Regions from separate parts of the Homo sapiens genome. Here region 1 is linked to region 2. Evidence: read pairs that join two places in POLR2A ChIA-PET (ENCODE). Cell type or tissue: GM12878. All regions are shown on one strand. Links, peaks and the distances in the headings refer to the core of each region. The heading gives the core; the rest is flanking DNA. Region 1 overlaps RNLS (renalase, FAD dependent amine oxidase). Region 2 overlaps RNLS (renalase, FAD dependent amine oxidase).

The links. Peaks named below come from ENCODE experiments on the same cell type or tissue, not always from the same donor. Only the 100,000 strongest peaks of a DNase experiment are listed, where the experiment ranks them.
Region 1: POLR2A ChIA-PET joins it to region 2 with 12 read pairs; 3 of 35 experiments call an interaction of 5 or more read pairs at or near these places.

Annotation. Positions count from the first base shown.
Region 1 is chr10:88,302,105-88,307,484 of GRCh38, reverse strand. All of the region lies in intron 6 of RNLS (renalase, FAD dependent amine oxidase), which reads left to right. All of the region lies in intron 1 of LOC101929727 (a long non-coding RNA gene), which reads right to left. Among named protein-coding and RNA genes, the nearest start is that of RNLS, 280 kb to the left of the region's middle. In GM12878, for the core only: no CTCF peak of the experiment used is centred there; no DNase peak of the experiment used is centred there.
Region 2 is chr10:88,383,356-88,388,735 of GRCh38, reverse strand. The region is part of intron 4 of RNLS (renalase, FAD dependent amine oxidase); the gene reads left to right. Among named protein-coding and RNA genes, the nearest start is that of RNLS, 200 kb to the left of the region's middle. In GM12878, for the core only: no CTCF peak of the experiment used is centred there; DNase peaks (open chromatin) are centred at 1,415, 2,335, 2,685 and 2,995; H3K4me3 peaks cover 2,680 bases; H3K27ac peaks cover 4,716 bases.

The DNA.
Region 1 (5,380 bases), core at 83-5,082, 81 kb after region 2:
TTGTATCCTGAGACTTTGCTGAAGTTGTTTATTAGCTTAAGAAGCATTTGGGCTGACAGTGAGGTTTTCTAGATATAGGATCATGCCATCTACAAACAGGGTAGTTCAACTTCCTCTTCCTATTTGGATGTCCCTTATTTCTTTCTCTTGCCTGATTGCCCAGGTGGGCCAGGACTTCCAATATTATGTTGAATAGGAGTGGTGAGAGAGAGCATTCTTGTCTTTTGCTGGTTTTCAAAGGGAATACTCCTAGCTTTTGCCCATCCAGTATGATGTTGGCTGTGGATTGTCATGGATGGCTCTTATTATTTTGAGGTATGTTCCTTCAATACCTAGTTTATCGAGAGTTTTTCACATGAAAGGGTATTGAATTTTATCAAAAACCTTTTCTGCATCTATTGAGGTAATCATGTGGTTTTTGTATTTAGTTCTGTTCACATGATGAATCATATTTATTGATTTGCATATGTTGAACTAACCTTGTATCCCAGGGATAAAGCCTACTTGATCATGGTGGATAAGATTTTGATGTGCTGCTGGATTTGTTTACCAGTATTTTATTGAAGATTTTTGCATCAATGTTCAAGGATATTGGCCTGAAGTTTTCTTTTTTTGTCATGTCTGTGCTACGTTTTGGTATCAGGATGATGTTGACCTCATAGAATGAGTTAGGGAGGGGTCCCTTCTCCTCAAATTTTTGGAATAGTTTCAGCAGGAATGGTACCAGCTCTTTGTACATCTGATAGAATTCAATGGTGAATCTGTTTGGTCCTGAGATTTTTTTGGTTCGTAGGCTACTTGTTACTGACTCAACTTCAGAGCTTATTATTGGTCTGTTCAGGAAATCCGTTTCTTCCTGGTTTAGTCTTGGGAGGGTGTATGTATCCAGGAATATATTCATTTATTGTATATTTTCTAGTTAATAATCATAGAGGTGTTCATAATATTCTCTGATGGTTGTTTGTATTTCTGTAGGGTCAGTGGTAATATCCTGCTTGTTTTTTCGTATTGTGTTTATTTGGATCTTCTCTCTTTTCTTCTTTATTAGTCTAGCTAGCAGTCTGTGTATTTTATTAATTTTTTTCCAGAAAACAGCTCCTGAATTCATCGATATTTTGAATGGTTTTTTTGTGTCTCAATCTCTTTCAGTTCAGCACTGATTTTGGGTATTTCTTGTCTCTGCTAGCTTTGGTATGTATTTGCTCTTGGTTCTGTAATTATTTTAGTTTTGGTGTTAATTGTTAGCTTGAGATCTTTCCAACTTTTTCAGGTGGACATTTAGTACTATAAATTTCCCTCTTAACACTGCCTTTGCTGTGTTCCAGAGATTTGGATATGTTGTATCGTTGTTCTCATTAATTTCAAATAAATTCCTGATTTCTGTCTTTATTTCATTATTTACCCAGATGTTATTCAGGAGCAGGTTATTCAGTTTTCATGTAACTATATGGTTTTGAGTGAATGTCTTAGTCTTGATTTCTAATTTGATTGTGCTGTGGTCTGAGAGATTGTTTGTTATGATTTCAGTTCTTTTGCATTTGCTGAGGAGTTTTTTACTTCCTATAATGTGATCAATTTTAGAATGTGTGCCAGATGACAATGAGAAGAATGTATAGTCTGTTGTTTTTGGTGGACAGTTCTGTAGATATCTATCAGCTCCATTTGATCCAGTGCTGAGTTTAAGTTCTGAATATCTTTGTTAATTTTCTGTCTGTATCATCTGCCTAATGTTATCAGTGGGGTGTTAAAGATCCCCACTATTATTGTGTCAGAGTCTAAGTCTATTTGAAAGTATCTAAGAACTTGATTTATGCATCTAGGTGCTCCTGTATTGGGTGCATATATATTTAGGATAGTTAGATCTTCTTGTTGAATTGAACCCCTTACCATTATGTAATGCCCTTCTTTTTTTATCTTTGTTGGTTTAAAATCTGTTTTGTCTGAAACTAGGATTGCAACCCCTGCTTTCTTCTCTTTTCCATTTCCTTGGTAGATCCCTTTATTTTGAGCCTATATGCATCATTGCATGTGAGATGGGTCTCTTGAAGACAGCATAATGGGTTTTGGTTTTTTATCCAGCTTGCCACTCTTTGTCTTTTAGTTGGGATATTTAGCCCATTTATATTCAAGTTTTGTACTGATATGTGTATACTTGATCCTGTTATCATGATGTTAGCTTGTTATTTTGCAGACTTGTTTATGTGGTTGCTTTATGGTGTCACTGGTCTTCAGTGTGTTTTTGTAATGGCTGGTAACCGTCTTTCCTTTCCATATTTAGTGCTTCCTACAGGAGCTCTTGTAAGACAGGTCTGGTGGTAACGAGTTCCCTCAGTATTTGCTTGTCTGTAAAGATTCTTATTTCTTCTTCTTCTTCTTTAAGCTTATGAAGCTTGGTTTTGCCAGATATGAAATTCTGGGTTGGAATTTCCTTCCTTTAAGAATATTGAATACTGGCCACCAATCTTTTCTGGCTTGTAGAGTTTCTGCTGAGAGGTCCGCTGTTAGTCTGATAGATTTCCCTTTGTAGATGACCTGACCTTCCTCTCTTGCTGCCTTTAACATTATTTTTTTCATTTTGACCTTGGAGAATCTCACAATTATGTATCTTGGGGATGATCTTCTTGTGAAGTATCTTACTAGGGTTCTCTGTATTTCCTGATTTTGAATGTTGGTTTCTCTAGCTAGGATGGGGAGGCTCTCATGGACAATGTCCTGAAATATGTTTTCCAAGTTGGTTCTATTCTTTTCATCTCTTTCAGGGACACCAATGATTTATAGATTTGGTCTCTTTACATAATCCCATATTTCTTGGAGGTTTAGTTCACTCCTTTTCATTCTTTTTTCTCTATTCTTGCCTGACCATCTTATTTCAGAAAGCCAGTCTTTAAGCGCCGAGATTCTTTCCTCCACTTGGTCTATTCTGCTGCTAATACTAGTGATTGCATTATGAAATTCTTGTAATGTGTTTTTCAGCTCTTTCAGGTCAGTTATGTTATTTTCTATACCAATTATTTTGTCTGTCAGCTCTTGCCTTGTTTTATCATTATTTTTGGCTTCCTTGGATTGGGTTTCAACATGAAGCTCAGTGTTCTTCATTCCTATCCATATTCTGAATTCTATTTCCGTCATTTTGGCCATCTCAGCCAGTTCAGAACTCTTGCTAGAGAGGTAATGTGGTCATTTGGAGGAAAGAAGGCACTCTGGCTTTTTGAGTTTTCAGGGTTCTTGCACTGATTCCTTCTCATCTTTGTGAGCTTATCTATCTTCAATCTTTGAGGTTGCTGACCTTTGGATTTTTTGCCCCTTTTATCCTATTTGATGACCTTGAGAGTTTGATTGTGGCATAAGGTTGATTAAACCAACTGGCTTCATTTCTGAAAGACTGTAGGGGGCCAACACTTAGCTCCCAACTCCTGGTCTGCATGCTGTAACTCTGCAAGACTTGTAGTGGGCCCCAACTTTGTTCTCTGGCTCCTCAAGGTTAGCAGCCCACTGTGATGGTGGGACCAAGGTATGGCTGCTGCAGCAGAGTATTAGCAGATGCCAGGGTGCTTGCCTCCCTGTGAGTGTTCACCACATTGGTGGAGGTAATGCAGCTGGTGACTGTGTACACAGTCGCACTGGAAGTGGTCTTGGCCTGGGGGCAGGGTGCTGGCTGGCACAGGTCTGGGTGCCTTCTCTTTGCACTGGAAGTGGGAGTGAAGGGGAAGGGGAAGATCTGCTGTTCTCTGTGCAGTATTAATACAAGGGTGGGGCACTGATGGAGGTAAGGCTGGCTGGTTTTGTGCCCATCAAGGCTGTCTGCAATGGTGATTGGTAGGGGGAGGGTGGGCGGACTGCAAAACCCACCCCATACAGACATGCACCGGCAAAGCAAAGCAAAGCAAAGCAATGTGGACAGTTGCCATGGGCCTGAGGGAAGCTGTAGTACAGGGAAGGAGTGGGCAGGCTGGTGCATGGTTGTAGAGGCTGCCCTACTGCAGCTCTGCACTCGTCAGGCACAGTCCACCAGTACAGAAGCTATAGTGTAGGGCCGCAGGATACCTGGGACTGCCCTGCAAGCAGGCATGGCCTGAGCTGGTGCTCAGGTCAGCATAGCCCCATCTAATGGGCAAGATTGTCTTTCGGAGATCAGGTCCAACAGTTCCTCTAGAGCTAAAGTCTCCTAGGAGCAAGTCAAGCCTAGGGGCATGGCCATCCCTGGCTGTACTTCACTACTGATCCTCCTGCACCAAACCATCTGGGCTCCACATCAGCTGGCTTGCTGCCCCTACCTCTTCTCTAAGCAGCTCTCCCTGCCAACTTGATTTCCATGGTGATTAAGGAATCTTCTCCTGCCAGAGTTCCACAGGCCTATGGTGAGAGCAGGTTGCTCCTTGCCAGTTTAACTTACCCATTCCCCTGGAGCCACTGTGGCCAGGAATGAGTCCAGGTGTGCAGTAGCCCCATGCAGTGTTCCCAGCTTTCTCCTTCTTTAGTACAGCTTCTGTGTCTTCCCTCAGTCCACTTTGGGTGCCTTCCTTCTGAAGATCTATTAGGAGCATGTCAGTTGTCTTGGTCCCTCAGTGGGAGCCATTCCACCTGGCTGCATCTAGTCAGCCATCTTGCCTCCCCCCTCTCCCTGCATTTTTCTATTACCCTCATTTTCTCCTTTTAGATGAGTTGGAACTGGAAGGTAGTGGCTGATATCATGTATATACCAAACTTGTAAATCCAAAAGATTGTTGTCCTCTTCAAAGTAGTCAGCCACCTCGACAAACTACACCCTTATTTCAATAAAATTGGGCATCTCTTTCATAGTCTGACACATATTCTTCAACATATCATCAGTTGGATCAGGTCTTTGAAACTTGAGGTTCAATTTATTGTTTTTAAAACCACAGTCATTTGTACTTAACTCATTTAAATCAAATGGATGGTCAGTCTTAACAATTAAAAAAAATTTAGAGGTAACTAAAGAAATACAACTGGCTTATATTTGTTTATCTGTTTTAATGTAGCCAGTAAGCTGATTTTAATAGCAATTTTGAATCTGGCAACCTTCAAAGACATTGGCCAGTTCATCGTCATGGATATAAATACATAGCCTTCTAAGATAAGTACTTTGAAAGACAACAATCAATTGTGTTTATCAGTTAGAGTACATTAGGTGTTTTGTTTCGTAGTTCTTTTCCATAATAAAATCAAGCTCTTTTGGTTATTCTGTCACTATTCCTATGACTTTTCTCCCATATTTGTGCTTTATAATTCCTGGATTTTTAATAATGTGATATAATTATGATCTTGGACTTTGGCATAATGCAGAGTCATTTCAAACCTTTGGGCAGGCTGGACCATAACTCTATGTCTCAAGGTCCTCATCTGTAAATGGTAACAACTG
Region 2 (5,380 bases), core at 75-5,074:
AAATAAAAACATAAGTAATTTCAGTTTGAGAGGTCACAGAAAGTTAATAAAAAGGTTCTATGAGAATGAAGGGAACTCTCACACAGCTTGTGAGAGTAGGACTGTCTGTGTAGATAGCATGAGATAGGAGAAAGAGCTAGCCATGTGATAACATGGAGACAGGGACCAGCAAAATATTTAAGTCTCTTCAGCTGGAAAGACTGTGCTGTGTTCTGATAACAAAAAGGAGGCCTCCATAGCTAGAACAGTGAGTCCTAGGCAGAGTGAGGCAAATTAAACTGGGGCCAGATCCTGGGAAGGATTTTGAATTATTCTCAGGCATGTTTTAAGCAGGATGGCATAGTCCAGAGAATGGATTTCAAGGGAAGGAGGCAAGAGCTGGGGAAGACAGGGTGCCAGAAAGTATTGAAACCAAATAGCAAGTTATTGCAGTGGCTCAGAAGGAGAAAACAATGGTGATTATGGAGATGAACAGAGTAGCCTTATTCAAGGTGTGTTTTAGAAGTAGAATCTACAGGACTTGCTGATAAATTAAACATGGAAAGAAAATTAAGACAAAGATGACTTACAGGTTCTTAGCTTGAGCAACTGGGTGAATGGTTATGTTGTCGACTAAGCCTGAGGAAGGAACAGCTTTCAAGGATAGATGGAAGGAATAATTAGGTATCCAACTTCTACGTGTTAAATGAAAGGCGACTGTGATACACCCCAGGGAAATATATTCAGGACTGCCCTCTGAGCCCTCTAGACATAGGTTTCATTTGTACCACAACCATCTCCCCTTCCAAATACCCACAGAGATGTTTCCTATATCTATGTTTTCAAGGTGTGTGGTCGTGAAGAACAGGGAGCCCTTCACTCCTGTCTGCATTGCCCGCTAAACTACAGGCTGACGTGCCTTCTGATTTTCTTTTCTGCTGTCAGAGCATTTGCTTCCCTCTGTCCTACAGGACAACTCTAAATCATTATCTCCACAACACCTGCTCCATATCAAAAGTGTTAGATTTTTAGCCAGAAGACATGCACTATTTTTCTTACTAGCTGGGTGACCTGGGGCATGCCATTTAACTTCTGGGAGCCCTGCAGGTCTTTGTAAAGACAATATCAATGATTACATGTAAAAGCACTTTGTAAACTGTAAGCAGTTACGTAAATAGGCTTGTTATTCTCATTTTTGTCTCAGTCTCCACCACTGTAACAAATAATCTTCCTTTTTTTTTTTTTTTTTTTTTTGCTCTGTTCTCCTCGCTTTTCTTCTTGCGTGCTTCTTCTGTCTCTTGTCCTTTCTGCCACATAAATTTGCTTTCCTGAAAAAGGCTGGTTATTTGGAGACATCATCACCAGCCAATCAGAGCTCTCTATTCCTTCTGGCTGGAAAGCCAATCAGATGTAAGCTCCAGGTCTCTTTTCAGTGTTGCTAGGGCTTCAGGTCTACTTCTAAAAGCTGACTTGCTTGCTTTCCGCTAGTTCATTCTCTGTCTCTCTCTGCTCCCCACTTCTCCCACCCCCACTCTATTCCTCTCACTCCTCCCCTCTTCTGGGTTTGGAGCAGTTCCAAATACTTAAGGCTTCCGGAAGTTTGGGTTATGGATAAGCAAGGTTTGACTGTATATTTTTTCCCTTGAGAAATAGAGGACAGCTATTCCATGTTCAATATTGAAGCAAATGTTTTAGCAGCTTAATGTCCCTTGGCTACATAAAATTTAGTTCTGTTTATGTGTTTTGGGTGTACAGATCACTTTTTATTCAGATGGACTAGAGCATAAACTGGCATTGAGTTTTCTGGCAATGAAACGTCATAGCACTGGAACCTCACTGGGCTTTACAAAAATGCATTCAAAATATTTTAAAGTACTTCCACTTTATAACTGATGACAGAAGATGATAAATACATTGTGGTTATTTTGCTCCTGTTTTTTGAACTTTCAGTGCTGGGATTATTGGAGACAACTACCCTGAGATAGCAGTGATTTGGGAACTAATACCTAATGGCTAAGTGGGTGTCCTCAGCCCTCACATCCTGCTTATCTATGGAAACTAAGTAACATGGGAATGATAGCTAGAAATCCACCCTTTTCAGAGGACCCAAGAGTCCATCTTTAAATGCTGTATGGCTGGGTATGCTGTGAGGATTCTCTTAACACAGAACAGCTCTGCCTTCCAAAACCCTAAAGACGTTTGATAAGGAAAAATAGCTAACAAGTTATGCCTTTCTCATAACCTTTGAAACCTACTTAAAAACTGAAACAGTACAAGAATTTGCAGTTTAAAATGACCAGAGAAGTGGCAGAAAGCCAGAATTCTGTCAGAGACGGCTTAGAAAAGCTTAATGATTAACAAATGGGTCACTGCCTTCAGGCTCTGACCTTTAGAACTAACCAATTTTAGCCTTTTGGTTATGTTCCTTCAACTCGTTTTATATCAAGGAAAAAAAAATACTCTCTAATGGCACAGTACCACCCATCCAAAAAAAGGATTCTTAGCAGTCCAGTATTTGGTCAGTAGCTTTTCTGATAACATGGAGTTGGTCCTAAGCACAGTATTAACAACTGTTAAATTATATTTTTTGTTAGAGTTTAAGGAAGGCCCTAAGCACGACTGCATATCCTGCAGGTGAAATGTACGAAATTTCGGTTAACATGGTAACGGCTCTAAAAATACCTAGGCTACAGTTTAACCACAGAGTTTCCTCCTTAACGTAAAAAAGCCACCATCACGAGCTGTTAGAAAGTGCAACAAAAGCAATCTCTGTCGGACTTTGTGCAAGCAGGCTATTAAATCAGGCCTGGCAGTGACAATCTGCAGCCACTCTGCATCAAAGTAATAATTAAAGTTTTGCAAGCCCAAACAGCAATGCACAAACCACCTAAGAAATATGTTACATTGATAAGTCCTTTTTTTCTGCCTGTAACTTCTCTTCTCCCCTACCCCCAACCACCAGGTGGACTAAGCAGGGCGTGGCAGGGGCACCGTGACAAAGAGTCACCACACCATAACCACAGGGCCCCACCCGAAGGAAAACCTAGGGCAGGCTGCCACGGTTTTCCCAGCAACCTCTGCACCAGGATCCCATAGAGTATGCACAGGAGGCTAAATCACTCACCTGGGGTTTCCCATCTGGGCTCTTTGCTTGGCAGAGACAGAGAGGGTGGGGTCAACCTTTTCCTTGATGCTTTTGCAGTTAGCAAGTTGGAAACACATTTGACTCTTTTGAATTCTGTGCCTTGGCTATTCAGGAGTCTGTCATGTCTGGGCTTACTAAATTCTACCATGTCTAGGCTGCCGGGTTTAATAAATAGAAATACCTGACATCCAGTTAAATTGGAATTTTGAATAAACAGTGAAGAATTTAGTGAGTGTAAGTATATCCCATGCAATGCTTGGGATACTTACACTACATACTTATATACTTATACTACAAATAATTTCATAGTTTACCTGAAATTCAAATTTGACTGGATGTACTTTCAGAGTCTTTTTATCCACCAACACCCAATTAACAAATTGGTTTTTATTTGTTTGGGCTTTTTAACTTCATTTTGCTTTTATTTAGTTTTGCTTTGCCTTGCAAGCCTTGGGTCAGTGTAGAAAGGCTAATCCAAGGAAATGAGCTAGCATTTGCTGAGCTCATTCTTAAATCAGGCTTCATCTTAGGTACTTTTGATGCATGGTCTTTTAAAATCCTCACATCATCCTCTATAATAGCCTACTTAAAATCCACATTTTATAGAGGAGGGTACCTCAGCTCAGAAAGGTTAAGTGATTTGACCAAGGTCACACAGCTAACAAGGAGGCAAAGCTAGGTGTAAGCCTAAGTGAGTATGACCCCAACTGGCTTTCTCAACTACTTAGTACATCTGCAATAGTCACATTTAAATGTAATAGTTAATTTTTGCCTGTTTATCAGACATTAGGTTCTTTTCCTTAACAAACGTCAACTCAATAGCATAGATTTCATAAGCGAAAAGCTCAAATTGACAGCTGAATTGGGAACTGTTCTCCATCAACTCCTGGTACATAATAAACTATTTTATTAATCTCTTTACTAAAAATGAACTTCCAGGCCATTTCTGACTACTCCACACTAGAGCTATAGTTGTTCTAAGTGCTTTCTATATAGTAATTAATCTAATATTGAAATCAACCCTATGATATAGTCAGTACTATAATTTTCAATTTATAGTGTAGAGAAATTGAAGTTCACAGCCTTTCCCAAGGTCATACACTGGTAAGGGAATTAAGCATGATTTAATCTCATCTTCCTGGCTGCAAAGCCTAGGTTGTGTGGCTTTGAGGAATTACTTAGCCTCTCTGAGCCTAAGTTTTTTCATGTGTAAAATGGGAATTATAACTACAGTACTATCTATATCATTGTTAACCATCTAAATAATGGTTAATTCATTTACCAGTGTTTGACCTTGAGAAAGTCTCTGAACTTAAACAGCTTTGCACATAGTAAGCACTCAACAAACATGAACTTATACAATTATTTTGAGAATTATCTTTAGTAGACACCTTTGACAATAAAGGACATAAGAGAATAGTCTATGTCAGGGATTGGCAACATTTTTCTGTTAAGACCCAAAAAGTAAATATGTTAGACTTTTTAGGCCAAGAGTCAAAATCAAGGATATTATGTGGGCAATTACATGACAAGATAGAAAACAAATTTCTATAAATCTTTATTGACAAAAATGGAAAATTTGATAATAATAGTTAAGTATAATTTTCTATAATATAGGTCTACTGATGAGAAAAATTGAATTCTTTTATTGTGGGAGAGTGATAACATTTCACTTAATTGGGGTTCAAAGTTAGTGCTTCCTATCATCAGAATCAATTGCCCATGCCCATCTGTTAATGCTGATTCATAATGAGGTTTTACATATTTTGTCTTTGAAAATATCTTTTCACACAAATAGATACTGTCAAATACTAATATCTGTTGATGAACATATGATTTTAATTTAGCACAATCATTACTTAAAAAGCACTTAAAGAATTCTATTAGATTCTTCTCTTGGTATTTGCCTTTTAGCATGTCATTATATTAATTACTTCCAATTGAAGGGTAGGTGGAAGCTCCTCAATTGCACAGTTAAATGGATTTTGAAATAAGGAAATTTCATTTGCACTTGCATCAAAGTCCAAAAAAATCCACTGCTGGAATTGTAGTTTGAACTCAAAAGATATATCTGCTGCACGTTTGTGTGGAAATGGAGGTCTTGCTTCTTGTTTTAACTTTTGACAGCACAGGAAATGTAGAAAGCAGTTTGACATTACATGTGATTCAAACAACATTAGTTGTCACTGAAATGACTTTACCACAGTATAAATTTCACTTGTAAGTGCTGTTTTGCCTAACAATTTTAGGTTGAAT